Regions from separate parts of the Mus musculus genome. Here region 2 is linked to region 1. The links are chromatin loops, found by intact Hi-C in ENCODE. Cell type or tissue: heart. All regions are shown on one strand.

Evidence for each region. Hi-C counts contacts between places; a loop is a spot of excess contacts. Peaks named below come from ENCODE experiments on the same cell type or tissue, not always from the same donor. Only the 100,000 strongest peaks of a DNase experiment are listed, where the experiment ranks them.
Region 2: it touches region 1 in a loop (2.2-fold over the local background); 5 of 42 quality-filtered maps call a loop at or near these places.

Annotation. Positions count from the first base shown.
Region 1 is chr11:75,569,402-75,577,401 of GRCm38, reverse strand. Slc43a2 (solute carrier family 43, member 2) reads right to left here. Exons shown (of 14, transcript NM_001199283.1): 12 at 6,758-6,831; 13 at 5,522-5,645; 14 at 1-5,087. The coding sequence ends at 4,926. Among named protein-coding and RNA genes, the nearest start is that of Pitpna, 15 kb to the left of the region's middle. In heart, no CTCF peak of the experiment used is centred here; DNase peaks (open chromatin) are centred at 3,861, 4,881, 5,991, 6,851 and 1 weaker place; H3K4me3 peaks cover 1,024 bases; H3K27ac peaks cover 1,609 bases; H3K27me3 peaks cover 4,308 bases.
Region 2 is chr11:75,456,806-75,464,805 of GRCm38, reverse strand. It overlaps Mir22hg (Mir22 host gene (non-protein coding)), which reads right to left and starts at 3,267. Exons shown (of 3, transcript NR_030711.1): 1 at 3,051-3,267; 2 at 949-1,113. Mir22 (microRNA 22) reads right to left here and starts at 1,090; the gene lies at 996-1,090. In heart, a CTCF peak has its summit at 6,432 (motif pointing right); DNase peaks (open chromatin) are centred at 1,685, 2,275, 3,305, 4,255 and 5 weaker places; H3K4me3 peaks cover 4,331 bases; H3K27ac peaks cover 5,177 bases.

The DNA.
Region 1 (8,000 bases):
TTGGTCTGGGTCTTCCATGTGGCCTGCATTCTGACCTGCCTAGATGCTCCTGGTAACAGAAAGGGACGCCATGGCCCTTTCCTTTGCCTCCCAGTATTACAGCACATAGGCACACTTATACATCTCTCTCAACAGACACACCAGAACACACCTCTCTCCAACACACCTCTCTCTCTCTCTCTCTCTCTCTCTCTCTCTCTCTCTCACACACACACACACACACACACACACACACACACACACACACACAGCCTGGCCAAGTAGTCATTCAAAAAGGCGGTACGGGCTGCTGGGACTTTTGACATCAAGACTCTTTGGCCAAGCCTCTTACCAAAAACGTGAAGGACAAAATAGAAAAGTAGGCAAGGGGGGAACTTAAGGCTTCTCTGTAAGACGACTTCTGAAGAGACTGAGGTCAGTACCATCTTTATCTGGCCACCAGTCTGACATGGTCAGTCCCCTTGTGTCAGGGTCCTGTCATAGGAGGGGGGGGGGGTGCCTGGCTCCCGTGCTGTCTGCCTTTCTCCAGGGTCCTGGTGTTAAGTTTCTGCTGTGAGCTACACACACTGCTGTTCTTGCGATTTACCTACAGGTCCCCTTAGCCACCTCGTGAGAGCACAGAAGCCTCCATTTCACGTGAGGAAATGGCAGGAGCTTTCCCTGAGAATGTGGAGTGGCTGCTAACCCACATGCCTCCCCTCAGAGAACAGTCAAGGTTAGGAAGTGACCTGTGGTCCTGTCTTGGATCTATCCATGGAAGAATGACTCACTGCAGGGACCAAGGGGCATAGTTGGTGGCTGTGCTGACAGAGCCATGATACCTTCCTCATAGAGGACACGGACTCTCCTCAGCTCAGGAGGCTCTGTCCACACTCTAGGGCCCAAGGCAGGTTAGAGCATGGGGACACAGCCTCATCTTGACCCTCAATCCAGGGAAGAGCTACAGCCCGAGGAGAAGCCAGCCCTCCTGTAACCCTTGGGTGCTCTTTCCACACAGCTGAGTCAATACACTCTCTCTCTCTCTCTCTCTCTCTCTCTCTCTCTATATATATATATATATATATATATATATATATGTATATTACTCAATTTTAGGTTGTGCCTAGTAGCTTCACAGATAAGGCACTGTCACTGCCATAAAACCCACAACTACCTTACTGCCCTTCCTAGGGAACAGTGTTGAGGCTATAACAGCCCCTGTGGCTGGGCTCTGTGGAGACAAGCGCTGAGCTTTGAGCAGGGGAGAGCTGGGGTTAAAGGTGTGCACCAGCACCACTGGCTGGCTATGTACAAGTTTTGATCAGAACTTCTGGATGTGGGTGTAGGGGACAGAGCACAGGAGGTGGTCCCGAGGGCCTGTACCTTGGCTTTAATGAAGGTTGGAGCCAGCTGTGAATAGGTCCCGGCAGAGTCGTAAGGGTAGAGTCCCAGGGGAATCCATCCTTGATGAACGCCAAGACCACAAAGGAGGGGCTTCTGGTGAGACTGTCCTTGACGGGTAAAACCACAAGGCTGGCATCGCTTCCTGTTCCTTCCATCGGTGCCTCTAGCCTGTGTCTAGCCTGTGCTTCTGTGCCTATCTTGGGGTAACTCTTCTTGAGGTTGAAGAGATCAGGGAAATTATTCCTGCAAGGACCCATCAGCCTCCAGAGCTCACGTGACTCTTGTGCAAATAGCTTGCCTCAAACCTGAGAAAGCATTGGCTCCAAGATATGGAAACCATTCTGAGCTTGCACCCTTTGGGCTCTTTGCTTCCAATGGGGGGGGGGGGGGTTCTAGCTGAGACAGCCTCGGCTGTGTTAGTGACTTGAGACCCACAGGAGAGTCCTCTGGGGTTGCTTCTCCAAGCATCTATACCACTCTAGGCTGTCACCGTGATTCAAAGACACTGACATGTCTGCCAAGTCAGCGCAGGATGGCCCTTGATTAGGGAGAGCTCATCTGGCTTGCCACACCTGTTCTCTGCTACCAGTGGACGTCTCTCATCTTCCAGTACCGTTGGCTCTTTTCCATCCCACATTTAGTTTTCTAGTGTCTCAATCCTAGGATATATACCCTTACAGCATCACGATCAAAAGTGTGGGCCCCTCAGTGTTGCTGGGAACTGCACAGGTTGTGTCTGCAGGCTATATCCCTAGCAGGAAGGGACATTCCCTCAACCTCTTCTCTTCCTCACAGGGGCATCTTAACCTCTGGGCAGCACCAGAATCAAATCGAGACATAGGTGAGACCAGTGGTCTGCCATCTGATTTTGTCATTCTTTTTTCCGAAGATGAGAGTTCTTGGATTCCAGGTTGGCATCAAACTCACTATCTGACCAAGAGGGACTTTTGATCCTGATGTCACCACCTTCCAAGTGCTGCACTACCATGCCAGGTTTATTCAAACCCAGGGCTTTGGGTAAGCTAGGCAAACATGCTACCAACTGAGCTACATCCACACCCAGGCCTGGAGCCAATCCACATTTCAGCCAAGTAGCCACCATGTCGCACATGGCTATGATTTGTCACCACTCAGCATGTCACAACCTTGTGTGTGAGCAGGGTTGCAGCTCATGCTGAAAGATGTCACCCTTTGCCTTTTGGTGCTGGCATTACGGGACTGTGCCATGTTTCCACAGCTCTCAGCTCCACCACTCAGACAGCAATGCCTAAAACTTCCAATTTTTCTCCACATCCTTGCAAACAGGTTTTTGGATTTTTTTTTGGACAGGGTCTCATTGAATAGTCCCGGCTAGCCTGGAACTCGAAATGTACAGGAGGCTGGGCTTGAACTCAAAGAGGTCCTCCTGACACTACACCTGGTGCTACCCCCAGCTCCAATGCTCAGGAACATGGGGAAAGGGCTGTGGATCCCTGCTGTGAAGTGGCAGGTCTGACTTTAACTCAGCGTACCCCACTAGACCTTTTCACAGACAAGTGTTCTGAGAGATGGTTTGGAAAATACACAATAGCTCTCTTGGGAAACAGAACCTAGGGTCTTAGCCATGTTAAGAGTGAGCTCTACCACTGAGCCATGAGAAGCCTCAAAGGGCTTCCACTAGCTCACTGTTGGGGTTATGTGATTACTGTTTGAACAGACTGGAGTCAAGACCTGGCAGTCCACTCTCACAACAGGGCCTGCACTGAGACTGAGGGCATCTCAGTTAGCCTGGGTGCTAGTTAGCCTAGGACTTTCCTGGAGTCACCATATAACAACCCTTGGGCTTACACGGTAACAGCCAACAGTGGAGATGAAGGCTCTCTCTGGATTGGTCTGTCTAGTCGCAACAGACAGCAGTGAGGGCAGCCCACACCTCTCCACAGCCCCATTTCCCTGGACAGGGTAGACAGGGCTTTCCTTTGCCCATGCCCCTTCCTGGACATGTCACCCAGGTGTAGCTGGGTTTGTCACTAGCAGAACATCTACAGATTTTGACTATGTAGCCCTAGAATTCTCCATGTAGACTAGACTGGCCTCAAACTCTGCCTGCTTCAGGTTCCCATGCTGGGATTAAAATGTGTGCCACTATGTCTGGCTTCTTTTTTCTTTTCTTCCTGGCAGACCCTTTTGCCCTGTCTCTCCTCTCAAATATAAAATAGGCACATACAGTAATTAGCTGATACGTGAGGAGGGGCATCCATTACCAACAGGGAAATGGATTTATTGCTTCATAAAAAGAATCATGATAAAACAAGAGAAAACCATAAACTTAAAAACCAATGTACCCCTCTTGGCACCCCAAGAGGTCTCAGGCAGGGTTTCTAGGGGTTGTCAAGGCAAGGTGGGTTAGTGAGCCAGGCAGGCCGGCTAGGCTTCTACTACATGAACCGTTCCAGTCCCCTGATGTGAGTCTGCCAGCAGGGGGCACTGTGATCACACCGATACACACAGGTCCCCATCATAAAGCAAGGCTGACTCCTATTTTGAGCCTGCTGTAGGGCTGGCTGGCTTCTGGTCTGGTCCACTCTGATAAAAGCAGCCCCTGGGGCTAGCCTCCTACCATATACACACATGCACACACACGTACCACATAAACACACACCCCTCGGGTTACTCACTAATCCTCTTCCCTATTTAGGCTTGGCTCCTCATGTCTAGTCACAGCCTTATTTCCACCCCAGAAAAACAGCTGTGGGTGGATGGGAGGGTGCCCTTGTGGTGTCCCCTTAGTTCCCTTCAGGTTGCAGACTGGAACAAAGCGTGCCAGCAGAGAGACACTGCTCTGGCTCCGGAGGAAGAAGCCTGGCCCAGGGCTCTTGAGGCTTTGTGTAAATAGTCTGCCCTCCACTCCTTCCCCAGCCTGAGACAGGGGGGGCTTCTTCTCAGGCTTTCAAGGAAAAGAGGGGCCAGAGACTAGCCACGGGCAGGGGGGTGTTGGGATGACAAAGGGGTTAGCACCAACAACAGGAAGCGGGTCCTTCCTTCCTCAGGCAGCCAGACTGGCCAGGGGAGGTAAGGGGCCAAGCAAGGGGAGTGCAGACAGCGCAAGCCTTTGTCCTCAGGTGGGCGTGGTTGGTGGGCGTGCAGCTCAGGGACAGGTAGTGTGCTGGAGGATGGCAGGCCCCTCTGCTTTGGCAAGAGGCAGAATCCGATCAGTGAGAAAGAGAAAGAAAAAATAAAAAGAAAGAAATGCTCGCTGAAAAGGTCCCCTTGGCTCCAGGTACAAGCCCCATGGAGATCGGGAGACTTCAGAGCCCCTGGGGTGACAGCTAGGCCAGGGCAGCCCAGCTTCTGGCAGTGGGAGGTTCACTTGTCCCAGGCCCTCTCCTGTCCCTCCACACCAGCACTCCACGGCAGGGCCAGGTGGTTCTGAGGAAGTATGGGCTCCAGTGTGGTGAAGGGCAGGATCCAGGGAGAGCATGAGGTCCTCTGGGGTGGGGAGATGACTGCAGTCAGTCACTGAAGCACAGGCAGGAGGCCACAACTGAGGCGGTGGGTGGGCACTACACGAAAGCCTCCCGGTTGGATGAGCCATTGATCTTAAGGAACAGCTTGCTGTCTTCCCTCTTCTGCTGCAGCTGCCTCTCCAGCTGGCGCCGGTAGCAGATGAGGTAAAGGGGCAGGCAGAAGCCCAGCATGCTCATGGCGAGCAGACCCACGTTCACCTGGGATGGTGGGGAGTTGGCTGTGAGAGGGAGCTGCATGCACGCAAGGCAGCACCCTCCCGCCCGCCCACCCGCACACGCAGGTCTGGGGAAGGGAAGGCGTCACACAGAAAAGACTCAAAACTAAAGAGGAGGTTCAAGGGGTCCCAGCTGTCAACCCACATTCCAGCATCTCATTTCCCCAATGCTCCTCAGCGGCCTCCAGGGAATGGGCTGGGATTGGGACAACTCATGACACCTGGATGAGAATGCTTTGGATGGAAAGCCTGGAATTCACCCCAGAATCGGATCCAGAGAGGCCAGTTTTCTCCTCCTTCCCGGTCACCATCCACCAGGGACCCCTGACTGGGTACTGTCCAACGTTCCCACACTACCTGTTGTCCTTGGGCCCCCTTCCCAGGAGCAGAATGGAGAGACACCCTGACCCTTCTTACCCACAGAGGGTCTCCTCCCAGAGGACCCATCATGGCCAGATACAGCGGCTGCTGCAGGAGAGCAAAGAGCGCACTGACCAGGGACTGCAGTCCAGTGAGGCTACCAAACTGTGTGGAGGGGTACCTGTTGGGGCAATGAGACCCATCACAGCCAGCACGGGTGACAGGCTTCCCCAGTCCCTCACTGGCCTGGCTTAGGTATACTGGTAACCAGGGCTGCACCACTGGTGCCTGCAGGGAGAGGCGGTATCAGCCTCAGGCCCCTCAGGCTCCAGACTCTGGAGCAAGCCTCTCCTTTACTCAGATGTGCCCTTAGCCTGTGGGTGTGGGGCTGCGCAGGGTGGAAAGCATGGTGCCAGCAGAGTCTGTGGCTTGGGTTGGAGGCTGACCCTGGCTCTGCTGTCTCCCCCCCCCCCCCCCCTCCAGGAGCGTTGCACAATCACGGAAACTCAGCATCACAGCTCCTGCCCGACTCCCTCATACCCTGCCAGGGCAGCCACAACTTCCTCCAGGCTTGGGGAACGGGAGGGGGGTACAACGAGGGGGACAGGCAGACCTGGAATGACCCTGTAGGATGAGGCTTAAAGAGGGAAGTAGCTCTGGCCTTAATCTCGGGGAACACCAGGCTCTGCCAGAGAGGTACGAGGGGCTATATTCACAGTCACAGATGGTGGATGATGGAACTCGGTTCAATTTGTGGGCCAAGCCCTGGGCAATAGAGGGAGGAGCAGGTGGGTAGAGCTTCTTGGGAAAGATGTAGGTTTCACTAGCTGGGGTCCAAGGAGGTTATGGCCGGCAAGTGGCCCTCTGAGGCTCCTGGGTGAGGCTTTCTGGGACCGGTTACTCAATTCACTGCCCCTGTGGAGGGCTATTTACACTGCAGTGTTTCGCTTCAGGCATCCAGAACCCAGCCCTGACCCAGTGAGCAGCCAGGGACAGTGCCAGGACTTGGCCGAACAGCAATGCCTGGGGCTCGAAGGCACTGACCCCAGCTGAGAGGCTGGCTTCGTGTGAAATGCCAAGGCTTGTGGGCACCCAACTGTCTGCCTACTGACTCACCTGCTGTCAGGTATGGATGACGGCCTGTTATGACACAGACAGCAGAAACCCTAGTTCATGTCCCCTGATCCAACATCACACATGCCAGCAGGTCAGGATAGGCTAGTTTCAGGGTTTCAGGGCCACCAGTAGTCCCCTCAGGTTAAGGCCACACCACCCAGAGCTTCCAGGACTTACACGGCAGCGTATAGGCCCCCTACGGCAGAGTGGATGAATCCTCGCACAATTGTGTGCAGGACGAAGGAGAAGATCTGGGGGAGGGAAGGAGCGAGAGCAGAGCGTGAGCAGCAGACCCTCAGGACCACCTCTGTTCCTGCCCTCGGGCTCTGGAGACCCGGGCACAGCAATGGCAGCCACTTGGAGTTGGATGTTACTGGCTCTCTAGTGTAGACCGCTCTTTTGTTTTCTTTTATCTGGTTTGTTTGGTTTTGTTTTTTGAGACAGGATCTCACTGTGTATCCTTGGCTGCCCTAGAACTCTCTATGTAGACAATGCTGGTCTCAAATGCACAAAGATCTGCTTGCCTCTACCTCCACAGTACTGGGACTAAAGTTATGCACCACCATGCCTAACCCTTGATAAAACACTTTGTATCATTAAAAAAAAATTAGAACACACCCTGATAACCACAGACCCACAAAAATACATATATTTTAATTTCAGTTATGTGTATCAGTGCACCATGTGTGTACCTTTGTGCCAGAGTTCAGAAAATTCCTTAAAACCAGAGTTACAGACAGTTCTGAGTCACCATGTGGGTGCTAGGAACTGAACTCAGGTCCTTGCATAAGAGCATCCACTGACCATCTCTCCGGGTCCTCATTTGTATAATTAAAATAATGTAAATTGAGGCTAGGGAGATGGCCCAGCAGTTGAGAACACTGCCTGCTCTTCCAGAGGATCTCCTTTAATTCCCAACATCAACATGGCAGCTGACTACGGTCTGGGGAACCGGATGCCCTCTTCTGGCCTTTGTAGACAATTTCTCACTTTTGCAACACAGAGTTACACATGTAGGTAAAAATATATTTTAAGGTCTTTTGTTTTTTGAGACAGGGTTAGTCCTGGCTGACCTGGAACTCGCTATGTGGACCTCTGTGGCCTTGAAATCACAGAGATCCTCCTGCCTCTGCCTCCCGGGTGCTGGAATAAGCTTTTCTCTTTAAAAATTACATTCATTTATTTCACGCATGCAAGCGTGTTGTGTGGAGGTACTGCTTCCAGGAATATGGATAGTGCAGGGGCCAGGGATACTCTTGAAAGACCATGCAGATGTGGATTTACACAGGCCCTGTCTCTTCCTTCAAATGCATTGCTGCCTTTTCAAAACTGGCCTTCAATGAAAAGTGCGTTAAACAAAGAGCAGTGACTGTCTTCCATTACATCTTCCACCCATTAGACAAGATGGTCTGTGAGGATC
Region 2 (8,000 bases), 110 kb after region 1:
GGAGGGAAAGCCTTGGACCACCCATGCATGGTGAGAAGCCAGTAGAGGACTAGCCTCCCACGAGCTTGCCTGGGACTTAACCATAGCCTTTCCTTCCATCCTAATCCCCCTGAGCTGGGTGAGTAGTCAGGGGGTGGGGGAAGGACAACAGTTCATGTGAAGAGCTGTTTCGTTTCCATCCACGAGAAGAGAAGAGCCCAGGCTCTGAGTCACCACTGGTGGACTTTTAATGCCCTCCTGCCTACTTATCTATGGGATTCCCCATTATACAGGTGGAAAAATCCACAGGTGTAAGGGTAAGTACCCCTAAACCCAAAATCTGGGCCAGACTAAAAATAAATAAAGAAATGTAAATACAGCCGGGCGGTGGTGGCACACGCCTTTAATCCCAGCACTTGGGAGGCAGAGGCAGGCAGATTTCTGAGTTCGAGGCCAGCCTAGTCTACAAAGTGAGTTCCAGGACAGCCAGGGCTATACAGAGAAACCCTGTCTCGAAAGACAAACAAACAAATAAACAAAAAAAGTAAATACACAAATGACTACTTAGAACGGAGTTTCAATGTCCCCCTTCCTGAGTACATTTACTTTTGGACCTCATGGAAAGGAAAGTGTGTGTGTGTGTGTGTGTGTGTATGTGTGTGTATGTGTGTGTGTGTGTGTGTGTGTGTGTGTGTGTGTTGGCATGGTGATGATGAAGATAAGAAAGGCAGGCCTACAAGGAAGTCTCAGTAAACAGACAGACTTTTCCTTCTATTTCTTCCCACTGCCACACAGACATCAACTAATCTTGGGGAGGTGGAGTCACCTATTCCCCAATTTATAGACAGTGCCTTTAACCTAAATCTTTCACTGGGCCAGTGGGGGTAAGGGCTCCCCAGAGGACCAGGGTTTCCCTCCCATAAAGCCATCACCCCAGCTGTCCAGACCTTCCCACCCCAGTTCTGTCACCTTCCGGATGATAGGCAAAGCTGCTGCTTCTCCTCTTCCTCCACGAAGCCAGGGGCAGAGGGCAACAGTTCTTCAACTGGCAGCTTTAGCTGGGTCAGGACATAAAGCTTGCCACTGAAGAACTACTGCGGCTCAGCCAGGTGAGGGTGTGGGAGGCACAGGTTCCTAAAAGGAAGGGGAGGAAAAAAAAAAACAGGAAAGCTGGGTGACAGGGCCAGCGACCCAGAGGCCATCCAAACCTGGCTCTAGCTGACTTTCAGTACCTTCTAATGAGGGGTTCTTGAATAAGAAGCAAGAGGCTTCTAAATGCACTTGCTTTGTGCCCCTTTACAGACTAGGAGCTGGCAACTCTTGGCAACCTGCTAAGGAGCCCAGCATCTTCGGCATTCAAAGGGCAGGGTGTAGAACCCAAGTCCCAAGTTAAAAAAAAAAATGTACTTCAGAAATATGAGCTCTGTGATCAACTCAAATGACTTGTTCTTAGGGAATTCAGCAGCAAGGAGGGTTTGTGTAGGGTTAGAAATGGGAGGGGCACTAGAGTTGGAAGGTCAGCAGGGGCTCTCAGGAGTCTGAGGGAGGACAGCTGACCAAAGGCAGGAGGGGAGGGAGGTATGGGTAGGGTGGCTGGGCAGCTTCCTCAGGACTAGAGATGCCAGGCATTCCGCTTGCACATTCCGGGTACATCTGGTATGAATTCCAGGCTGTCTGCCGGCCCCTCCACGTCTGAACTTTGTTCCAAGTTCCAAGCCCCGCCCCCACAGTTCCAACGCATGAATCAGCAGTAAAAGCCGGGGCCCTACAGCATGGCTCAGGGAGGGGGCTGGGGGCGTGGCAGGCTAGAGGGCTGGGAGCCCGAGAGGGTGGTTCTGCACAGTCAGTCCAAGGACATGGCCACTGCCAGATAGAAGGGCCAAGGAGACTTTGCCTTGGGATTTCTATTTTCAGAGAGTGGAAAGATTACACTAGGGTGGGCAACTTTCAAATTCCAAAAGCCTCTTGGGAAGTATAAACTTTGTCGGATCTTCCTTCTCCTAGGTGATCAGTCTCTGTCCACTTCTCTCTGCCCAGGATAGCTCTGTTCAGGCCACAGGGTTCACTGGCTGCTGAGAGTTTGTGCCAAGCAGGTGCCCTTGGCTGCGGGGCGGGGTGGGCCCAGGGCACTGACCCTCTGACCAGCTGCTCCATCAACTCTCTGGCACCATGACAGCTTCTAGCCTACTCTAACAGCCAGGGTGACAGGCCAAATGAGTTGGAGACTGAAACTAGGGCCAGAGGGAGGTGGGAACGTTAGCCTAACCGGAGGCCGTGGGGAGGGGCCAAGAGTTGGCCAGGAGGTGGGGAGAGAGGGAGCCCAGCGATGACTAACCCAGGCGCCCCACCCAGCCAGCCGGCTTCCCAGGCAGTCAGGCCAAGCCCGGGCTAGGGGCCTCTCTACCGGACATACTAGGGGGGAGGTGCAAAGGTGACCTTCTCTCTGTCCAAGACAGCCAGTTAGGCTGGGAGGGGGGGTGCGGGTAGAGTTTCCAGGCACTCCTCCTGTCCGCCCCCCCAACCTCCGCCCAACCCGCGGTGAAACCCTAACCTTTGGGTTGCATAAGGCCTCCGCACCGCCGCCCCCTACTCCTTTCCCCTCCCCCCTTACATAACATCCCCGGGAGGGAACGAGAGGAGGGGCCGGACCGCCCAGCGACCCCTTCCCTGCCAGGGACTTGAACTGGCCCTGACCCAGTCAGCGCCGGTAGAGGCAATGCACCTCCGCACCCCTCGCTCGTCCAGATCCTCCCTAGGCTAAATGGTCAGCTCGGGCATCCTCAAACCAAAGGGCGTCGGGGTTAGACGCCCCCGGCCCTCTGGCCTCTCATATTCCTCCCCAGTTACTTCTCCAAACCTTCTGCCACGACTCCTGTCCGGGACTCTCTCTTTAAACGTCCAGACACACTACTCGGGAGAGTCCAGGCTCCTCTCCCAAGAGCGCCCCTGTCCCCGCCGCCCCCTCTCCCCTCCCCCAGAAGGGCAGGGTGTGGCCGTCAGGACCCTACTTTCCCCATCACCCGGTTACCGCGGTTCCCCCCGGGATGACCGGGTCCCCAGATCACACCCACCTGATGCTGGGTGCGGGGGTTGCTGTGGACAGAGGAGCAAAATCACTGCGACCTGTCCGCACGGCCGACCGCTCTGTCTCTTCCCAGCGCCCAGCACACACCGGCTCCAGTCTCCGATCAGCTGGCGGCGTCGTGACGCACGAGCTGCGAATGAACCACCCAGGGCCAATCACCGCCCATTGCTGGGCAACGTGACCACACCCACTCGGGGGCGCCAGCACCTCTGCTTACTCCCGCCCATTCAGGCGTCTGGGCTCTGATTGGCAAGGAGGCCACCCCCTTGCCTGGAGGAGCTTCTCTAAGCCACGCCTACCAACTAACCAACTGGCCAATGGCTGAAAAGGTGTGGCTAACCCTCGGCCTAGGCGACTTGCTTAGACCAGCTTTACGTCAAACTACAGTTTAAAGAGCAGAAGGAAGTATAGGCGTGTATTTTTGCAGTGCATTCCGGTCAATGAAGTTCTTACGGTGACACTCAGCTTCCCAGAATGCAGCGCGCTCTGTGAGTTGGCATTTTTAAACTGATCTCTGACTCGGTCGCGGGGAAGTCCTTAAAGGGCTACAGCCCCTCCTTCTTGGAACTTCTTTTAGCCTCAAAACTGATTCACAGGAGGCCTGAGCTAAGCGAAGGTGGAGCACGCGAAGCAACAGGAGTGAGTAGAACTAAAGATGGAAGCCAGCCACCGATGCAGCAGAACACCCGAAGTCTTTTTTTTTTTCCACAAATAGGACTTTTTTTTTTTCGGGGTATAGGGACCACTGTCACTCGCACGGCCCCAGTCTTCACTGGAGAGCTAGCTCGAGGTCTTCGGGGTATAGGGACAAATGTCACCCGCACAGGCCCAATCTTCACTGGAGGTCTAGTCTATCCCTCGTGGGTTTAGTGAAATCTTTTCTAGTGAATGTCTCGTCTTAGTCGCTGAAGAGCCCACGGCTTCTCAAGGGGCACGTTCTTAACAAAGGATTCGCCCTCACTTTTAGAGAGGAAGCGTCTTTTTAAAAATTAGGGGAAGATCTTTACCAAAGTAGTATCAACCAGAAACCCGGTTCTAAGATTAACACCCATTCAGTCCCGCCCTCCGAAACGCTTCTCTGACTCAGGCCTACTTAGGGAAGTGATTTCAAAGGTGGAGACCAATGAAGAGGCGGCTCCTTCCCTAGGGGCCAATCAGAGTCTGAAAGGCGGGGGATGGGCAAAAACCGAAATGAACCCAATGACTTGGCAAAAGCTGCTGAATTGCTTATTTAAAGGGACAAGACTGGGACCACCTCTTCACTCCCTCCCCACCCCCAAAGAGAAACTTGTGGCCTGGGGTTCTTGACTTTTGAGTCATTTCTAAGAGCATCTAAGCTTTCTAAGTGAGAGCATCTGAGACAAAGAAATGAGAGGGAAGCCTGAGATAGCCGCTTCTGTGTTAAATTAAGTATGGGCTCCACTAAGGTGACTGCTGGGCTTGCTTCAAATCCTGAGTTCAACGTTCAGAATATTGTGTCTTTAAGGAGACTTCCTGCCTTCCGCCCCAGTAACAGCTGATTGTTCGACCCCAGGGGACGAATCAGCCCTAACCACATCCTCCTTCTTACGTGTCTGTCCTTCTCCATCTCCTTTTTTCTGCCCTTCCCCCTCAACCCCGCCATGGGTGGTAATGGAACCCCAACCATAGCGGGTAAAATGTATGCTTCTCATGATCTTTTCTTCATCAACCCAAGAGTGACGCCTCTCCCCAACATCTGTCCCTTACTTATTCAGACTTCTGAGGAGATTGGAATGGGAGATATTTCCTGTCACCACTGTCAGTTAGTGGGGAGGCCACTGCTGGGGAGCCTGTCCTGGCGGCCGGCTGAATGTGGGTGCTCCAGGGGCTCCTGCGGATGATGCAGGGAAACTGAGCCCAAGCCTAAACAAGAAAGGCTGTGGAAGATAAGCCTAGTGGGTCAGAATCCAGTCTCCTGGACCAGCTCTTTGCTGCTTCAGTTGCTCTCTTCCTTCCTAGGTCAGCTGATTGATGGGGTCCTCCTGCCTTTACCCACTCACCCCACTTTTAACTTCTCAGATGCCACTTATCTTTGACTTTTAACCCACTCCTGGGAAGACCCAGGTAAATGTGTTGCCCCAGCTCCAAGCTGGAGTCAGGGTCACTCCAGGACAAACTTAGTGCGAAGTCCCGGGACTGACTTGGCAGAGTTGGGGGAAATTGAGCAGGGCTCTAGCCAAGCTTGGAAGAAAGAAAAGTTTCAACAAGCTGCCCTATTCTCCATTATCCCTAGCATAGGAGCCCTGTTCCCTCCTCACTCGAGGCCTCTGTGGTGGCCCTTCTGATTTTATTCCACTCTCTAACCTCCTCCCACCCACCTCAAGGCCAAATGACAGGGTTTCAGCCTGAGATTTCTCAACCTTAGCACTGTTGATGTTTTGATCGAGAGAATTTATGTACATGGCTGCCCTGTTCATAGTAGGAAGGTCAGTACCACCCTGGCCTCTACCCTAGGTGCCAGTAGCACATGATCCCAATTATGACGACCAGAAGTGTCCCCAAATATCCCCTGGGGAGTCCAAATCCACCCTGGTTGAGAACCACTGAATTAGCCAAACAAATTCCAGTTCCAGTGCTGACTGGCAGTGAGCTTCGGAATGGTGTTTTCTTCATCTACAAAACAGTGTAGATAATAAAATTTGTGGTTTCTTGTAGGGGGTTAAGAAGAAACTTCTTGAAACCACTTAGCACAGTAGAAATCCAGCAGACCCACAGTTGGCACATTTGCTGTCAGCTTCTTTCTTGCTGACCTCACTTGGCATGGGCTGGTGGCCCACAGGCAGCTGCCGTTTTCCTCAGTGACTAGCCAAAATGGGTACTTCTGGAAACACAATACTGAAGTAGGCGAAGGGAAGTGACTAACGTTCCGCCCCAGATTCTGTAAACCCCATGGGTGCTTGTGCAGGGATTCGGTAGATAAGAGCTAGGGTGAGAGAGAGGGAAGTGGGGAGAACAGTCACAGAGAATTATTTTCATCGTCATCATTATTATTCATGGGAAGCACGTCTCTCGCCACTGAGTTATAGCCATGTGCACCCAAAGCCTTTCTTTTTCTAGATGGGCCTTGAATAACTAACTGTTCATCAGAGTTCTACTACTGCCACCACCACCACCACCACCACCACCACCACCCAGGGTGCTTAACAAAGTGCAGGCTCCAAGGTCTCATTGCATACTAAGTCAGAAATACACCTTTAAGCCAAGAAGTTTCCTAAAGTTCAGATGGAGGAAGGCTCAGTGCCTTAGAAATTTCTGAGCCAGGTCCCAGCCATGAAAGGACATCTCTAGAGTCAGCAGAGAGAGAACAAGAGGTAAACTGAAATACAGTCAAGATCACCAGTGTAGTATACAGCCAGCACCACTAGAGGGCAGGGAATACAGACAGGGAGAGGGGTGGGGGAGGAAACAGTTTTTGATCAGGTAACATGTAAATTTTAGATAAACTGAGGCCGGAGCCAAGAGCAGGCCAATCCAATTCTGTTGGTAACAAGATCAGCCCAGTGGTCTTCGTGGAGGAAGCTTTAAACTCCCAAAGCCCATCTCCACCGGAAGGCTACACCTCCCCATCACCTCTCCAGCCAATACTGCCAACTGGGGACCGAGTATTCACACACCCGAGCTGATGGGAAACTTTTCTCTCATTCAAACAACCGTATCACCTCTGGGTATAGAGCTGCTCACACACCTTGTGGGTACACCTGGGTAAACAGAGTTGAAAGGAGACTTAGGAAAGACACCAGACTGTCCGGCAGTACTGTTGGGGTTCACTTTTTTGTTTGTTTTTTGTTTTTGGAGACAGGGTTTCTCTGTGTAGCCCTGGCTGTCCTGGAACTCACTCTGTAGACCAGGCTGGCTTCGAACTCAGAAAATCTGCCTGCCTCTGCCTCCCAAGTGCTGGGATTAAAGGCGTGTGCCACCATGCCCGGCAATACATTTATTTCTTTTTGAGATAGGATATCATGTAGCCAAGGTTGGTCCTCAAACTCACAACATAGCCAAGGATGACTTTGAATTTCTGATCCTCCCACCTCTGCCTCCTAAGTGGAGTTTTACACCATCAGTCTATCATCCCAGCAGGAGGCAGAAGCAAGTTCAAGGCCAGCCTAATTTACACATTGAGTTCTAGGACAGCCAAGACTACATCACACCATGTCACAAAACGTCAAAGCAAAACAAAGTAAGGAGCTATAATCCCAAGTGGGACTACTACTTCAGTGTACCGGCTTGAAACACTGGTTTTAAAAATTGGTCTGGATTTGAGTCCTGTCTCAGGTGGATGGCAGTGGAGGCAGCGGCGGCGGTGTTGTCGTCGTTGTTGTCTTCTTCTTCTTCTTCTTCTTCTTCTTCTTCTTCTTCTCCTCCTCCTCCTCCTCCTCCTCCTCCTCCTCCTCCTCCTCCTCCTCACGTTCCTCCTCCATCTTCTTTGTTTTTCTGAGACAAGTTTCTCTGTGTAGCCTTGGCTGTCCTGGAACTAGCTCTGTACACCAGGCTGACCTTGAAGCCCAGAGATCTGTGTGCCTTTGCCTCCAGAGTGTTGGGCTAAAGGCATGTTCCACTGCTGTATGGCATTCAAGTTTCTTATGAGATCTTTAACAAGTTTACCAAAGGTGGTTGGTTAGCTTCCTCATTCTAAATAGGTGTGAAAAGAGCCCCTAACTGTTTTGCTTTGACGTTTTGTGACATGGTATGATGTAGTCTTGGCTGTCCTAGAACTGGAAATGTGTAAATCAGGCTGGCCTTGAACTTGCTTCTGCCTCCTGCTGGGGTTACAGGCTTGAGCCACCATGACAGCTTTAGCAATAGCTTTGTAAATCCACAGTGTCAAGCTGGATATGATGGCACATGCTTGCAATACTAACCTCCAAAGATTCCCTGAACTCGAGTTGGTGAAATAGTCCACCAGGTAAAAGAGCTT